Linked DNA regions of Homo sapiens: region 1 is linked to region 2. The links are chromatin loops, found by intact Hi-C in ENCODE. Cell type or tissue: Calu3. All regions are shown on one strand.

Region 1 (2,500 bases), 68 kb before region 2:
CTATTCCTTTCTGCTTGTTAGTTTTCCTTCTAACAGGTCTCTCTGCTATAGGTCTGCTGGAGTTTGCTGGAGGTCCACTGTAGACCCTGTTTGCCTGGGTATCACCAGCCGAGGCTGCAGAACAGTAAAGATTTCCGGCTGCTCCTTCCTCTGGAAGCTTTGTCCCAGAGGGGCACCCACCAGATGCCAGCCAGAGCTCTCCTGTATGAGATGTCTGTCAGCCCCTACTGGGAGATGTCTCTCCCAATCAGGATACATGGGGGTCAGGGACCCACCTGCAGAGGCAGTCTGACCCTTAGCAGAGCTCAAATGCTGTGCTGGGAGATATGCTGCTCTTTTCAGAGCTGCCAGGCAGGGATGTTTAAGTCTGCTGAAACTGTGCCCACAACTGCCCCTTCCTCCAGGTGCTCTGTCCCATGGAGGTGGGGATTTTATCTATAAATCCGTGACTGGGGCTGCTGCGTTTTTTTTCAGAGATGTCGTGCCCTGACAAGAAGGAATTTAGAGAGGCAGTCTGGCCTCAGCACCTTGCTGAGCTGAGGAGGACTCCGCCCAGTTTGAACTTCCCGGGTACTCTGTTTACATTGTGAGGGTAAAACTGCCTACTTAAGCCTCAGCAATGGCGGACGCTTCTCCCCCCACCAAGCTCTAGCGTTCCAGGTCAAGCTCAGACTGCTGTGTTTGTAGTGAGAATTTCAAGCCAGTCGATCTTAGCTTGCTGGGCTCTGTGGGGGTGGTACCCACCAAGCCAGAACTACTTGGCTCCCTGGTTCCAGCCCCCTCTCCAGGGGAGTGAACGGTTCTGTCTCACTGGCATTCCAGGCGCCACTGGGGTATGAAAAAAAAACTCCTGTGGCTAGCTGGGTGTCTGCACAAATGGCTGCTCAGTTTTGTGCTGGACACCCATGGCCCTGGTGGCATAGGCATCAGAGGGAATCTCCTGGTCTATGGGTTTCGAAGACCATGGGAAAATTGCAGTATCTGGGCCAGAGTGCACAGTACAGTCCCTAATGGCTTCCTTTGGCTGGGAGAGGGAATTCCCCGACGCCGTGAGGCTTCCCAGGTGAGGCGATGCCCCACCCTGCTTTGGCTCGCCCTCCTTGGGCTGCACCCACTGTCCAACCAGTCCCAGTGAGATGAACTGGGTACCTCAGTTGGAAATGCAGAAGTCACTGCCTTCTGCGTTGATCTCACTGGGAGCTGCAGACTGGAGCTGTTTTCTATTTGGCCATCTTGCCAGCCACTTTGTTCCTGGGGTTTTTATTGTTGTTGTTGTTGTCGTTGTTTTTTAGTTCTTGTAGGTGTGATGTTAGAGCATTTAACAAAGATCTTCCTAACTTCCTTGAGCACTATAAACTTTCCTCTTAACACTGCTTTTCCTGCATCCCATAGATTTTGGTATGTTATGTCTGTGTTTTCATTTTTTTTATTTCTGCCTTAATTTTGTTGTTTACACAAAAGTCATTCAGGAGCAGTTTCTTTAATTTCCATGTAATTGTGTAATTTTGGGAGATCTTCTTGGTATTGATTTCCATTTTTATTCCACTTTTTGCTGAGAATATGGTTGGTGTGATTTCTTTGTCTTTTTTTTTTTTGCATTTTCTGAGACTGGCTCTGTGACTGAGCATAATGATCAATCTTGGAGGATATTTCTTGTGCAGATGAGAAGAATGTGTATTCTGTGGTTAATGGGTGGAGGAGTCTGTAGATGTCTATTAGGTCCCATTGGTCCAGTGTCGAATTTAAGTTCAGAATTCTTTTGCTAGTTTTCTCCCTTTATGATCTAATGCTTTCAGTGGGGTGTTGAAGTCCCCCACTGATATTGTGTCGCTGTCTAAGTCTTTTCATAGGTCTAGAAGTACCTGTCTTACAAATCCCAGTGCTCCAATATTGGGGGCATATATATTTAGGGTAATTAAGTCTTCTTGTTGAATTGAACCCTTTATTATAATTTAATGCCCTTCTTTGTTTTTTTTCCTTGTTGTTGGTTTAAAGTCTTGTTTATCTAATATAAGAATAGCAAACCTTGCTCTTTTTTGTTTTCTATTTGCATGATAGATCTTCAACACTTTACTTTGAGTCTATGAGTGTCATTACATGTGAGATGGGTCTTTTGAAGACAGCAGACAGATGGGCCTTTTTATTTTTTAATCCAACTTAAAATGCCTTTTAAATATGGCAACAATTTACATTCAAGATTGATATTGATGTGTGAGGTTCTGATCCTATTGTGAAGTTTTTGGGTGGTTACTTTGTAGTTTCTTTCCTGTCGTTGCTTTGTAGAGTCTGGGCTATGCATAATACCTAAGTCTGTTTTTGTGGTAACAGGTATTATTCTTTCATTTCCACATTTAGAACTCTCTTGAGAGTACTTGTAAGGTTGGTCTAGTGCTAGCGAATTCCCTTAATGACTGCTTGTCTAAAAATGATTTTATTTTTCCTTTGCTTATTAAGCTAGGTTTGGCAGGATATGACATTCTTGGTTGGAATTTCTTTTCTT
Region 2 (2,500 bases):
GCAGTTTCTTCACCTAACAAAGTGCTGTGTAATGGTGATCTTGCCTTAGCAGCACATAGACAGCTTCCTCTTTTTTACCTAGCTTCATGGTACTTCATTTTATAGGTGAATGTTTTTCAAATTTTAATATATATCAAAGTTACATAGAGGGCTTGTTAAAATACAGATTGCTGAGCTCTACCCTCAAGTGTGAGAATTTGCATTTCTGATAAATTCCCGGGAGATGCTGATGCTGTTAGTCTGAGGACCATACTTTGAGAACCACTGCTCTAGATATATTATAATATGTTTAGCCTGATGATAGACAACAGAGATTTCTCCAACCTTTTGCTACTACAAACTATGAAGGAATGAATATTCTTATTCATATAACCTTTCAAACTAGTATAGGAGTTTTTGTAGGATAAATTTCTAAAAGTGGATTTTCTGGTCCAAGTGTTACATATATTTGTAATCTTGATACAAATTTCCACTATAGTGTCAAATTGGTGGTGATTCCAATGTACACTTCTACCAACAATATATAAAAGTGCCTATTATACCATACCAAAAAAGCTTATTATAAAAACTATATCTGCCAGTCTAATAGATAAAAAATGGTTTTAATTTGCATTTACCTTTTCATGTAATGGAGAATTATTTGTATTTGTTTTTTGAAATTTACTTTCTGGAGTAAGTTTCCTAATTTTTCTAGAATTCCAGTTTCTTTATTTGTAAAATGAGAATATTGGTAATTTTTAGGAGTTAGGCAGTTCAAACTGCTGTGGCCTCAGGACTTTATTTTTGGTCCCAAGTAAGTGAATGAATTCTACTTCATCTCATTACACAATTTCATTTATTTGTCCATTTATTTACTCATTAATCATTCAGTATCTATAATATGCTAAGTACAGGACATAAAGAGATGTAAACCTTATTTTTGAGGCATTTACTGTCTACTAGAGGAGACCAACATGCAAATGGTTATGTTACAATAAAATGATGGCTGTTAGGATGGAGAAAAGAGACAGAAACAAGGGGATGCAGGTCAAAAGCAACACAGGTTTATTGGACGAAGAAACCTGTGGAGGGGGACACCAGCTATGTGGCTGGAGCTCGAGCTCCTTTTACAGACTGGGGCAGTTACAGGTCTAGCTGGGAGAGGTGGAATTGTTGCAAAATGGGATGGGCGGTGTGGTTAGCTGCTGATAAGGGAAGAATTTCCTATGGCCAGGCAGTTGGGCCTGAGACCTGCCCGACAATGTGTTTCCCACTGCTGGGAAATTTCCACTCTGGCCAGGGTGTACAAAACGGTGGGAGGTTGACAAAATGGCGCAGCTTGGGCTAACAATGGCTGTAACAAAGGTCCCTACAAAGCCCGGGGAAATGAAAACCTAATTGTCTCTGGGGGAATCAGGGAAAGCCTCATGCAAAAGATAGCTTTCAAGTGACACTTAATGATAAGGAGGCGTCTGCCAGGTGGACAAGTGGAGGAGGGTATCCAAGGCAGAAGAACAGCTTATGCAAAACCAAAGCAGCATGGGGAAATATGGGTATTCAGGGAACTAATGTAACATTGATTCTTGAACAGAAGGGATGGGAGAAGGGCAACTCTGGTTTTCTAGTTCCCATTTGGGGTGGGAAAATGGTCTCAATTCCTTCAAATTGGCTCGTTCCAAACCCCAGACTATAATATAAATGTTTCCCTCCTATTTCCAGTAACCAATTTTCTCTCTATTAGATCTCTCATCTAGTCCTCTTTTGACCATGGCATTTGTGGTTTGAACTCTTCTTTGTCTCAAATGAAGATTTATTTGAGGCCTTGCTGCATGAGCTTGCCAATTTAATGTTCCATCCTCTGCCACATAATTCTTAATGAGAGAGTCAGAGGTTAATAGAAAAATAACATAGAAAGGAATATATCTTATGCTATAATTTTAAGAGTGTATATTCTCAAGGACTATTTGTGCAAATGGGGAGATGCTCAGAACATATTATACAGAAAAGAGAGAGGATGCACAATGTCTAATGATAAAGCAAGAGTTGTGTTTGTTATTTTTCATATATAAATCAGTCTATCAATCATCTATCTTATTTATTTGGCTATAAAATTCTATATTTTTTAAAATTAATATATTCTGATATATTTCTACATTATTAAAACTCTTCATAGACAACACATTTAGGCTGCCTTGACTGTCATCCTTGCACCATTTGGTGGATGACCACAACTTGGTTCTTTATTCTTCTATTTTTAGACATTTGGGTTTGTGCATTTTATTCATATAAGCAGAGATAAAAGAAAGAAATTATTAACAAAGTTTGTCTTAGTCCATTTTCTGAGCTGCACACAGGTCTACTTGGGCCACAGCTGGGGTGGCTGAGGAGCACTGTGCTGAAATGCAGAGAGCAAGGTGGCCCTGGTCAGTAGAAGGTGCCCTCAGCCATATCCTGAAACCATTCTGCCCTTTTGGAGCTCTAGGCCCATTATGAGAGGAGCAGCCTTGAAGATCTCCACAAT

The links. Hi-C counts contacts between places; a loop is a spot of excess contacts. Peaks named below come from ENCODE experiments on the same cell type or tissue, not always from the same donor. Only the 100,000 strongest peaks of a DNase experiment are listed, where the experiment ranks them.
Region 1: a loop joins it to region 2, with 2.0 times the contacts of the local background. A loop is called at or near these places in 3 of 110 quality-filtered maps.

What each region holds. Positions count from the first base shown.
Region 1 is chr3:20,253,900-20,256,399 of GRCh38, forward strand. No RefSeq gene overlaps it. Among named protein-coding and RNA genes, the nearest start is that of SGO1, 69 kb to the left of the region's middle. In Calu3, no CTCF peak of the experiment used is centred here; a DNase peak (open chromatin) is centred at 1,062.
Region 2 is chr3:20,322,325-20,324,824 of GRCh38, forward strand. No RefSeq gene overlaps it. Among named protein-coding and RNA genes, the nearest start is that of SGO1, 140 kb to the left of the region's middle. In Calu3, no CTCF peak of the experiment used is centred here; a DNase peak (open chromatin) is centred at 1,167.